Regions from separate parts of the Mus musculus genome. Here region 1 is linked to region 2. A link is a contact called in ENCODE Hi-C or POLR2A ChIA-PET data. All regions are on one chromosome and are shown on one strand. The core of a region is the stretch at or near the end of the contact, and the rest is flanking DNA. Distances in the headings are between cores, read along the strand shown.

Region 1 (6,319 bases), core at 1,726-4,225, 330 kb after region 2:
ACTTTCTGTGACATATCAAGCAAAGGTCATGTATGAATCAGACATAAACATGTATTTCACTACCTTCACACTCTGGTGAATAAATAAGACCACTCCAAGCAACTGACATCTGAAGGAGGAAAAGAAGGGAAGGGACTTTTCTCTGTAGAGGAAACAAATGAAGACATCTAACAAAGCCATTCATTCATAGTGAAAACGCAAGCAGTATTTAATGGATGCTGATCTCTTGATTTCAGCGATACTTGAGTCTTCAAATGGCACCATAAAAGGCAGGGAGCGTTTCAAGAGAGTTGGTACAAAATATTCTTGAATGAACTGGGACATGATCAAAGTATAGGAAGCTTTCCCTTTTGGCTCAGTATCTAGAAGCATCAGCTCTGGCATGAGGAAGATTCACAAAGGAAATTATGACTATATTATTTTTGGCAAGGGAGTTTGAGCACTTTTTGTTTAATGCTAACTCTTAGCCCTTCGCCTGAAGTCCTAGGAGCTTCACAATATGATCCAAACTAACTTCTCCCATTCTCTCTATCTGCAGGTACCAACACTCTGACTGTCTTCTACTCTGTAGTCAAAGGAATTACTGTCTATTGTGTGCACACCAAAACCTTCACTTCTCTGTGCTGGTTTATAGCGTTACTTACATGTCCAACCTGATATTCTACACCCAGCCCGCATGCCTGTTCGCCGCAATACATCTCTAACCTCTCCAGCATGTTTTCCTTTTTTAATAGTTATTAATCTTCACACCCCACTTTCCTGTAAAGGGTGAGTCTTTCTCTGATTGGTAGGTCTAAGCTTCAAATAAATTCCACCAATAAAATCATATTAAAAACATCACGATGTTTATTAAACAGATATTCACGTTACCAATGAGAAAGTTTAGTATAAAAAGATATAGAGGAAAATATTTTTTCATTCCTCTCTAGCTGAATTAGTCATTTCTTGCCTTGTGACAAATGACCCCACAATATAGCAATTTATAACATACATATTTATTGTTGTACTGTGTCTCTGCAGTCCTGGGAAAGATCTGCAGAGTGCTTGAAGTTATAGTCCCTCACAAGGCTGAGCTCAGAGTATCTTTGAGGACTGAAGCATCATTTAAGGCTTGACCAGGGGAAGGCTGATAGACTGAAGGCTCTTTATTGACTAGGTACTCGCCACTTTCTTAGCATGTAGATTTCTGGACTTCTCCAACATGGCAGCCTATCTCATCAAAGCATATGAACTGACAGGGTAACAGAGAATCTCCTAGCAAGACAGATGTCACAATCTTAGGTAGCCTAAAGAGGAAAGTGACAGCTACATACCTGTATTAGGGTTCTCAGAGGAACAGAGCTGCTAAGTTTTCTACTCTTCCTCTCCATTCTTCCTACTGCCTTAGCTGGGATTTTTATTGTTGGAACAAAGCATCGTGACCAAAAAGCAAATTGAGAAGAAAGGGGCTTATTTGGCTTACACTTAACATGTTGCTGTTCATCATCAAAGGAAGTCAGACCAGGAACTCAAGCAGGGCAGGGACCTGGAGGCAGGAGCTGATGCAGAGGCTATGGAGGGAGGCTGCTTACTGGTTTGCTCCCATGGCTTGCTCAGGACCACCAAGCCCAGGAATGGTACCACCCACCATGGGCTGGACTCTCCCCTACTGATCACTAATTGAGAAAATGCCGCACATCTGTAACTTATTGAGGCATTTCCTCAACTGAGGTGCCTTCCTCTCTGATGACTCTAGCTTGTGACAAGTTGGTACAAACCAGCCAGTACACCCATATACACACTCTATTGAAAATGCTTCTCTAGGCAAAATATAGTGAAAATCGGATGTGACTAGACGAAAGTTAACACTGTAGAGATGAAAAGGACTTGAGATGAGACCACTCAGCAGGTTGCCAGGTGAGGGAGAAATCTCTGGTTTAGTTTTGCACAAGCTAAACAGAGAAATCAAGTAGGGGCTAGCTTTCTGGAGGCTGAGGTCTGAACGTCCAGATTTGGGCACAGCTCATTTCCTATTGAAGGTGACCCAATGCACCTGATAGCAGTTCCTTTCAGGCAGGTTCTCAGGTAGAGCTGCTAAATGTTTCTTCTCCAGAAAAAAACAGGGCTCACTGGCCACTCTGTCGGCTAGGAGACTGGTATCCAGGGAGGGTGGGATCAAAGTCTGGCCTCTGCTCCTCCTAGGTGAAAGAGGAACCTGATGTAAAGTACCTAGTAGAGAAGACCCATGAAAGGGAGTCAGGGCGCTTTCTTATCAATTTCTCTCAGGCAGGAAGCTCCTCTTCCCCTGCAGGAAAGTCCAACCGTTTGGCACCGTGGCAGGATGTCATCATCAACAAAGTGCATGCTCACGAACTGTTCAGTGAAGTTGCAAATCAACCAGCCAAACAAATCTCAATGTCTTAAATAAGGTTACAGTTTGGTGTTGGGCCACATTCTCACAGCCTTGGCTACCTGCAGCCAGAGGAACACAGGCTGGACACAACTGGCTGGAGCATGGCTAATTGGAGATGGATTCCCGGGAGCCTTTTTCTCAAGGAGAGCGAGCCCTTCCTCCCAACTGGGCTCTACATTCAGTTTTCCTTGATACAACTTCTCAAAGAAGCAAACACTAGAGACAAAAGAGAGCTTAAGAAACAGCCATAAAATAATGATAATGATAATAATAATAATAATAAAACAGCTAGGTTGAATGGTGGCTACACCTGCAAAAGAAAGAGGAAAGAATGGAAGGGCTGGGGGGGGGAAGGAAAGGAAAACACATCAAGCCAACCACAAACTAAGACCATCGGTAACATATAATTTAAAACTAAAGGTCAGAGAGAATGAAAGAACAACCCCAACAGGCTAATGTGATTAAGGGGAAAAAAGTAAACAGTGATTTCAAAGCACAGGAGGTTAGCTAATCGACACCAGCTGAACGGAATTAGCCACACTTGGTCCAAAGATCAGTGGGAAGTGTCCTTGAGCAGCCGCCAAGAGCCAGTGCTCCTGAGGTGGCTGGCCCCGAGTTCCACTGGCTGAGTCCCCTAAGCTGAGCGGGGACCCTGGCTTCTCACCCTGGACCTCATCTTTCTCATTCCTGACTTCCTTTCTCTAGGGTTCTGTTGCAGATAGTCTCTGTTCTTCCAAGTGTAGGAATGTCACTCTGTGTTCTAACTTCTGGCTGTAAGGGGCAGATATCTGAGTCGAATCAGATAATAGACATGTTTGTGCACTTTGGGCATTTTAGATAATTCTCAAATATCCTCTTAAAAGCTTGTTAGGTCAAATAATATAATATAATATAATATAATATAAGGCCTGAACTCATGCTTGCCCCTGAACAAGCTGGGAAACCCCATCTGCCCTCCCTCCCCACACCCTGCCCACACAGAGAAAACTGTGTGCTAACTCATCATTCCTCATTCCTGGGTTTCCGGCAACCCACCCAAGAGTGCCCGCCCAAGGCTCAGTTTTTGACCCTGTAAGGACGCAAGGCCAGCTCCCAGCTGAGCATATCACTCCTTGCCCAAGCTCTAGAAAACTCCTTTTCTTTAGCCACCAGTGAGAGCAGTGATGCCTCCCCAGAGCTGCCTCCTAATCGGCCTGCTTATGTTGACTTGAATTGGCTTATTGTGTTGGCAGAGAAACCTCTTAGTAATATTACATAATTTTTATTAAAATGTGGCTGCCTGTGTAAATAACGAGGAATTAGTAATAGAACATCATCCCAGAGGCAAAAGGCTAAATTTTGTATGTGATTCCATTTATATTAAATATCCAGAGGGGATAAATCTTTAGACACAGAAAATTCATCCATAGTTGCCAGAAACTGGACAGATGGGAGAATTTCAATTTAACTGTTCAATGGAGTCAAGATTTTATTTTGAAAGCATGAAATGTTTTGAATCTAGACAGAGGTGATGTCTGTTAATATTATGAACATACTGAACTATCTCAGTTGTTGCTTGTATAATGGCTTATTTGGAAATTCACCTTAAGGATTATTAACAGAAGAGTTCTGTTGTACTTGAGTTCGATATACCTCTTTCTATATAGGTGGTAAGCGTTGAGATCACTGTGCTGAGAATACCGAGTCTGTTCTGGGCACCAGAGCAGGGCCCTCTGGGCTATTGTCTTCTTTACAATGATTCCTTCATCATCCACACTGTAGATGACAGCCAGCTCCCAGGAGAGGAGCATGGCACAGCAAGGCTTACTTTGCTCCATTGTCACAAGATAGTCTGTGAAGAATAAGGAAAGATTTGAAGAGGCTGAGGCCATCCTCCAGCCTTCTGGGTAAATGCCTCTTTCATGGCCTCATGCATATTCAGTGGGCTTGACTGCTTTGTAGAGAGCTCTGTAGCCTGGCTGAGGAGGCATAACTTGTGGGTCCACACGGGAAAGGAAAAGTTCGTGTTCTGACACCACTATAAATCACCTGAGTTACAGTACAGGAAACAGGTTTATCTCAGAGGAGTATCAAACCCCATCCTTCAATGCTGAAGACAGCAAAATTCCTATGAGCCCTTGTAGAAAATTCTACGTGGATGAAGGATCACATCTTGTCCATCAAAGAGGAAGAAATGCATACAGGTATCTGCTGAATGACATCTTGTGGGCAAGCCGTACACCTTCCTTCTGGGACAACTCCACCCTGGATACAAGCTGTCTCGGGGCCCTGAGCTTTTCACTCAATGATCACCCTTGGCTTTGGAGCCAAAGCTCTCCTCTGTTGGTGTTATTTCCTTCTTAGTGTCCTTAGAAAATTCTTATTTACAAAGTTCCGGTGGTTTCTAATTCCCTACTAAGTTCCTAGTTATCAGATAAAATAATCTGTGTGACTCATAAGCGTTCAGAATTACAGAGCATCCAACTTCCTCCTTTATAAGGAAGAATCCAGAAGGTGAAGTTCAGAGAGGTTGACAGGCTCTCGCTGGGGCAGAAGAAAAGCAGTGACCCAAATACTCTTTACCTTATCCCACAATGCCCTGCTGGACCACAAGGTCCAGCCTTTTGGATCTCTTGGGGTTAAATATTTTCACTGTTTTAGTTGGGAAGATTTTTAGGGAGCCTTGGTATTTTCTTTGTGGCTTAATAGAGCAGTCTTTTGTGTCTGCACAATTCAACAACATATTCAACGGAAGCATAGACCGTGGGGCGTTGAGATCATTTCAGGGCTTCACCCGCCTGTGCTCCTCCCCTGGTTCCTTCTCATGCTGCTCCACCTGAGAGCTTGCCTGGCCTCTGCTTGAAAACATGGGTGTAAAACTAAGATTTTTCCTCCCTACCACTTAACTCCCAGAAATAACAACTCTGAGACTAATCATTAATTAATACATTCATATACCGTAAGCTTTGGCTTGTTTACTAACTAGCTCATAATTCATTATCGCATTTTTTTTTCCTAACCTGAGTTCAGCTGCATGGCCAGTTTCCTCTCCTTGTCTTCTCGGTGTTCTAGGCAAATCTCCTGAGTTCAGATTATCTCCCAGAATTCTCTCTCCTTCTGCCAGATGTCCCACCTCCTGTTTCTTGCCTTAGCTCATTGGCCATAGGCATTTTTTGTTGACAGGTGATACTCTTAAGAGATTTTCTCTACACTTGGAGGGAATGGAAACTTGCTATGTCATCTAGTATAGCACCATGCTTCATTTGTGTTCTCTCTCTCTTTCTCTCTCTCCTTCTATCTCTCCCTCTCTCCTCCTCTCTCTCCTCTCCCTCAATCTCTGTCTTTCTCTGTCTTTCTCTCTTCCCTCTCTCTCCTCCCTCCTTCCCTCTTTCTCTGTCCTTTCAAATATCTTTCCCTTTCTCCCTCTCTTTTCTCCCCGCACACCCCTCTCTCTCCACTTCTCTCTCACCTTTTCTCTTGCATCCATTCTTCCTCTTTCCCTTCCTCCCTCTCTCCTTGCCTTTCCTCCTCCCACTCAGAGCAGAGAATACATACACATACATTTCAATTTCACTGTTTACTTCTTTTGCAATTGACATCGCACCATCGACTTTTAAACACTTAAAAACTTAAGCCATGTGATGTACATGACAACAGCACGCATATGGAAGTCAGAAGACAACCTTGAGGGTCTGGCTCTCTTCTTCCACTTTTACCTGGGATCTAGGTGTCAAGTTTAGCCTCTAGCAGTCAGGTCTGTACAGCCCGAGCCATCCTGCTGGCCCTGTGCATACATTGTAATGTTGATATAAACCCTATCGTGGCCATTTCAAGTGGTTCCATATAATTTCCTTAATCAAACATCTGAAAAAAAAATCTCTTAAGATGTTTTTGCTTTTAATAAGTAGAATTCAACTTAAGTTTGATTTTGGACAATTTGGCTTTTAG
Region 2 (5,573 bases), core at 477-2,976:
AGAGCAGAGTTTCAGGCTACAAAATTCTGAAACTTAAATTTCCAATAATGGAACTTATTGTGGTCAATGTACACATAGCTTACCACAGAAATACTAATTGTGAAACAGCCAGAGGGAATCAGGGAATTTTAAAGTCTTTAGTCAGAATGAAGTGAACACGTTGGAAATCTATGATGACTGGGCATTTGCAACTGTTTTAGGAAAAATAGTGCCTGGTAAACTGGGCTACAGTTCACAGTTCAGTGCTTTTCCAAATGGGATACCTTTCTCAACTATGCCTCTCTGTGTTGGCTACAAACCTCTACCTGGCTTTAGGGACTCTGGATACTATAAATGCACTTTCCAGATAACAAGAGAATGCTGTTCTGCTGAAAAAAGACAGCTGGTAGTATAGGAACTCTGGAGTGCTGACCTGTTCTACAGAGGTGGGGGAAAGAAATTAAGGTGGTTAGTAATCAGAATTACAAGTCTATTCTTGGTATACACAAAGATAATGCTTATGCATGATCACATTAGAAATCTTTACATTTGTTTTTTTGGGGGGGGGGGGGAATGGGGAACAAAAACGAAAGGCTGTAAAATGAGTCCAAATGTAAGACTCAGAATTGTTTTTTTTGAACTGGTCCATTTGATCAGAACCTTGGGTGAAGGTCCAAGAACTCTGTTTTCGAGAAGACATTTCTGTTAGCTCTCAGATTAAGTTCGAGTTTCATAGCACGACACACGAAAGACTTTGAATAGTTCATCCTCGACATTCTCTTCGATTGGATTCCTGATTCTTCCTGGCGGTGTGGCAGCAGCCCTTGTCTGACCAACAGCCTGTTTTGTCCTATCTCCTTATGGTGAGAGGAGGCTTAGAGGTTATTTTCCCAAACTGGAGACTAGATCTGTGCTTTATAGTCTACCTTATCAGGAAAGGTTTAAAGGCAAGACGGAGACTAGGACTTTCCAGAGTCAGATTCCCACAGGTGTTTGTAGGACATTCGCCAAGGCTTGTGTGTATGACCTCCCAATGCTGGACATCTGCCTACCCTGCTACTGCTGTGGACTGCAAGGTCTGATCTAGAAGGAAACCCGAGGGCCTAGAGAGATGGCACTCCTCGCAGAGGTTCAATTCCCAGAACCTGTTCTAGGGATCTGCTGATTTCTGACCTGCGTTCTCATACAATACGTACTACACACACACAAGCAAAACATACACTCACAAAAACAAAAACCGCTTGGTGAGTCTGGCTATTTTGCCTGTGTTCTGTGGCAGGAAAGGAAGTCAAGAATGTATACCTGGAGTGAGTCCACCCTTATTTCCCTGTCACTACAAACTGGTAGCTTTATTGTTTTGCCTTAGCTAATTGCCCCCAGGAACAACTATTTATTTAATGGCTGAACAACACCAACAACAAAAAAGCTCGAAGCACTCTTGGGTTTTGTTCCCTGAGATGTTTACATAGCTATGGGGGGGGGGGGGGTAATGCCCGCTATGGAACTTCGTCCCCTAAGTTTTATGCCCTTGTCTGGAGTCGGCTCCGCGTTGACCCCAGGGGTGGCTCCCCAGGCCTGCCTGGATCTGCTACCCACCCCCGCAGCGGAGAGCCCACCTGCTAAGGAAGGGCCGGTCCGTGGGGGGATGGTTTTTCGGCGCCCTCTGGGCGTCGGCAGTCGCCGCCCGGCAGCCGCGGCGACCTCAGCGACCGCGTGGAGCCTCCAGGAGTTTCCAGAACCTGCTTCCAGGCGGCGCGGGCGGCCGTGGGCGGTGGGGCGGGGCGGGGGCGGAGCCGGCGGCGGGGCTGGGGCGGAGCCGGCGGCGGGGGGCGTGTCCGCGGCGGGCTCTGGGAAGGCCCCAAGTTAATGAGGCGTACGCCGGCTGCCGAGCGCCTCTCGGAGCTGGGTTTTCCCCCGCGGCGCGGGCGCCAGGAGCCGCCTTTTCCGCTGGGTGTCACTCGGGGGTGGGGAGGGTGGCCCATTGAAAAGCGCCGCGAGGGGCCCCGGCCAGTGCCCTTCAGTGAGCGCTCGCCGGAGGACGGCAGAGAGCAGCCCGCTCACGGCTCCGGGATCTTGTGGCGAGTCAGGACGCGCCTGTCCCTCTGCCGGGACCCCGAGCCACCGCCGCCGCCGCCACCGCTCTGTCTCCTGCGAGTCAGCCTTCTCTGCGCGCTCCGGGCGGGCGGCCGCGGAAGCCGCTGGGGCGAGGACGGCGCAGGGCTGCTACTGCTACCCCCAGCCGGAGCGTCTGGAAGCCTGAAGGCCGAGCGGAGCAGCAGCACCCCTTATGCCGGAAGGATGCTGGAGAACAGCGGCTGCAAGGCGCTGAAGGAAGGAGTGCTGGAAAAGCGAAGCGACGGGCTGCTGCAGCTCTGGAAGAAAAAGTGCTGCATCCTCACCGAGGAAGGGCTACTGCTCATACCGCCCAAGCAGCTACAACAGCAGCAGCAGCAGCAACAGCCCGGGCAGGGGACGGCCGAACCGTCCCAACCTAGTGGCCCCACCGTCGCCAGCCTTGAGCCACCAGTCAAGCTGAAGGAATTGCACTTTTCCAATATGAAGACTGTAGACTGCGTGGAGCGCAAGGGCAAGTACATGTACTTCACTGTGGTGATGACGGAGGGCAAAGAGATCGACTTTCGGTGCCCCCAGGACCAGGGCTGGAACGCCGAGATCACGTTGCAGATGGTGCAGTACAAAAATCGCCAGGCCATACTGGCGGTCAAGTCTACCAGGCAGAAGCAGCAGCACCTGGTCCAGCAGCAGCCTCCGCAGACGCAGCAGATCCAACCCCAGCCCCAGCCGCAGATCCAACCCCAGCCCCAGCCGCAGATCCAGCCTCAACCCCAACCCCAGCCCCAACCTCAGCCCCAACCTCAGCCCCAACCCCAACCCCAACAGCTCCACTCCTACCCGCATCCGCATCCTCATCCTTACTCTCACCCGCACCAGCACCCACACCCGCACCCGCACCCGCACCCTCACCCTCACCCTCACCCGTACCAACTCCAGCACGCGCACCAGCCTCTTCACTCGCAGCCGCAGGGTCACCGGCTTCTCCGCAGCACCTCCAACTCTGCCTGAAGAGGGCGGCACCCGGGCCACTCAAGGTAAGGTCCTGGCAACCTGGGACACCTAGAAACGTGCCAGCATGGCTGTTGGGAAGAGTAGGAAGCTTGTTGACCGATTTCGCTCCCGAAGCAAAGTTTAAAAAAAAAAATCGTTTCAAGTTTCTGGAGAGGTGGAAAGAAGATGGGCAAGCCGGAGCTTGTAGAGGCAGGGCGGGGAGAGAAGAGCCGGAGGAATTCCGCCAGGGAGCAGGGCACGGGGACCACCTACCCACCACCGTGGTGATCACTCTTGTTCAGTGCCATCCTCCTTTGGGCTGCTTTATTGTGTGCCTCCGCACCAACGTAAAGACCTTGGTGTCCTTCTGGGCACTCGGTCCTTTGTACTGGCCGGGAGGGAACAGGGTCTTGACTCCTGAGTCACTCATTTCATTCCGTGTCCTTTCTTTCCAGGTTTTGAGGACTTCGGAAAGTGGGAAGAGTGCATTGCTATTCAGTTCACTTGGATCAAAACCAACAGAGTCTCCCCACCCCGCGCCTGATCAAGTAGTTTGGACTTCACCCGACGGATAACGCGCGCTTGCAGTTCCCTCGTAGTTTTCTGCATAATGTTCATCACAGTTGCAGGAAGCAGATTTTGCGTCGAGATGACTTTATTTATGGACCTTTGGAAGGATCACCTAACGTAATGGACCTTTGTAGGAACAATTTATGTACTGTAATTTTATTTTAATGTTATTTTGGATTATGATTATTTATTAGTTTTTTTATGCCTAATCTAAGACATTTCTGAATGTAGGCCACCTCCTCCCCCTCCTCGCCAAAAAGAAAAAGAAAAAAAGAAAAAAAAAAAAGAAACTTTATTTTCAGAAACAGATTTCTTAGTAAGCCCTGATCTTGGAAGAGAAAAAGGGAAAGGGGTGGTGGAGGGGGGCAAACATGAAAAAAAAATGGGTTCAGTATTCCCAGGACATTCTCATAAAGTCGACTCTTTCATTGTATTTGAAGACGTTGAAATTAAATTCTGATATTACTTTCAGTTTCTAAAGGTCTCTTTTTCATAGACGTGCTATGTAGTGTGTACAGATGTCTCTTTCTAAAGCTGAGTGGGTCAGAGTGTATAATTATGAAAACCTGGTGGTTACAATCCTGCTTTTTCTAGGAAGAAATCAGTATGAATGACACTGGGTTTGAAAACATTTAAATGCTACCCCAGCGGGAAGCCTGAGGCCTGGCTTGGGGGTGTGGTGAGTGGAGTCTGCTGGGGGGTGGGGGGGTTGTAGTGGCTGCATAGGAAACCAAATGTAGAGACCTGGAGCAGAGAGCTGGGCTCGGGTGCCCCGGGGATTCAATCCTAGCACCACAAAATCTCATTTTGATTGTGAGTATTAGTGCTTCCATTTTAAAATTAGGGGGTGCCCCACTTGAGAGTATTTTTACCCAGCACCAAGACCTCTGCATAGTCACTTGGGCCACATTTTCTTAGCCTTTTACTTTGTCCTAGATGCACCCTGAGAGTGATTTGTAAATATTTCAAAGGACTGGGTACCATAACATTTTAAATTTCATCCTGAAAATAAGACTGGGCAGAGAAAACGACACTTTTCCCTTTCCTGCTCTGGGGGATGTCTGGACCGTCCCTGTTTTGGTGAGGTGGCTAAATTCGCCATTTGGAAGGAAAGAAAAAGTCTAGAGAAGCCGAGTTCAGTGGTTCTCAACCTGTGGGCCTTGACCCCTTTGAGGGTCAACACAAGAGGTCGCATATCAGATCTTTACATTATGACTCATAACAGCAAATTCACAGTTAGGATATTGCAATGACTAGGGGGACTCCCTGCAACATCCCAACTCCTTTGAAATATTTACAAATCACTCTCAGGGTGCATCTAGGACAAAGGAACTGTATTAAGGGGTCACAGCATTGGGAAGGTTGAGAACCACGGCTGGAGATTGTCAGTAAAGAAAACAAACTCTTGTTCAACCGTCAGGATGTTGTGGGGGTGGAGGGAAAGGCTGTGCTTTTAAAGGTAGAACAAACCCTCCACTGTGTAAAATCAAAGGGACAGTCAAGAGTCACAAAGGCAGGCACTACTTCAGTGGAGAAGGAGTCCCGGGATAATACCAAAGTCTCTAGGGGTTGAAAGTCACTTCCTTGATGCCTGACTGGTCTGTTTGTCCTGACCCTTTCTCAGGGTCTCGGTTAGCATTTCTCCAGCTTCCAAACTGGAATGCTGGTTTTAAGAAACGAGATGTCTTTTTTTTTTCTCATCTTTTGTCGGGAAAGGAGATTCAGTCAGACAAATGCTGTCATTCATTTTGAAGTCACAATTTAATTGAAAAGTTGCAGGTGTGTGTGTGTGTGTGTGTGTTGGGGGGTGAATTCTCACTTTCAGGGCTGCCTGATTTGTAGTTGTGAAAATATTCCTCCAAAGGTTTCAAACATTGCATGTGTGTGTGGCAGCCCCAAGAGCCATGTTGACACATTTCCCAGGTTTGATGTGGCTTCCTTGGATCTTTCTCTGTACT

Evidence for each region. A loop is a pair of places that touch in the nucleus more often than their neighbours do. ChIA-PET counts read pairs that join two places held with the same protein, here RNA polymerase II (POLR2A).
Region 1: a map of heart shows a loop between it and region 2 (2.5-fold over the local background). The contact joins the enhancer-like site here to the promoter of Phlda1 in region 2. A Hi-C loop is called at or near these places in 1 of 37 maps with a recorded cell type or tissue (heart). POLR2A ChIA-PET finds 5 or more read pairs at or near these places in 1 of 5 experiments (Patski).

The regions. Positions count from the first base shown.
Region 1 is chr10:111,832,175-111,838,493 of GRCm38, forward strand. No RefSeq gene overlaps it. Among named protein-coding and RNA genes, the nearest start is that of Gm20758, 39 kb to the right of the region's middle. Within about 2 kb of position 2,976, at least 1 of the 3 ENCODE cell types and tissues checked has a DNase peak (open chromatin) inside an H3K27ac peak, as active enhancers do.
Region 2 is chr10:111,504,560-111,510,132 of GRCm38, forward strand. It overlaps Phlda1 (pleckstrin homology like domain, family A, member 1), which reads left to right and starts at 1,727. Exons shown (of 2, transcript NM_009344.3): 1 at 1,727-3,089; 2 at 3,501-4,090. The coding sequence starts at 1,846. The coding sequence ends at 3,063.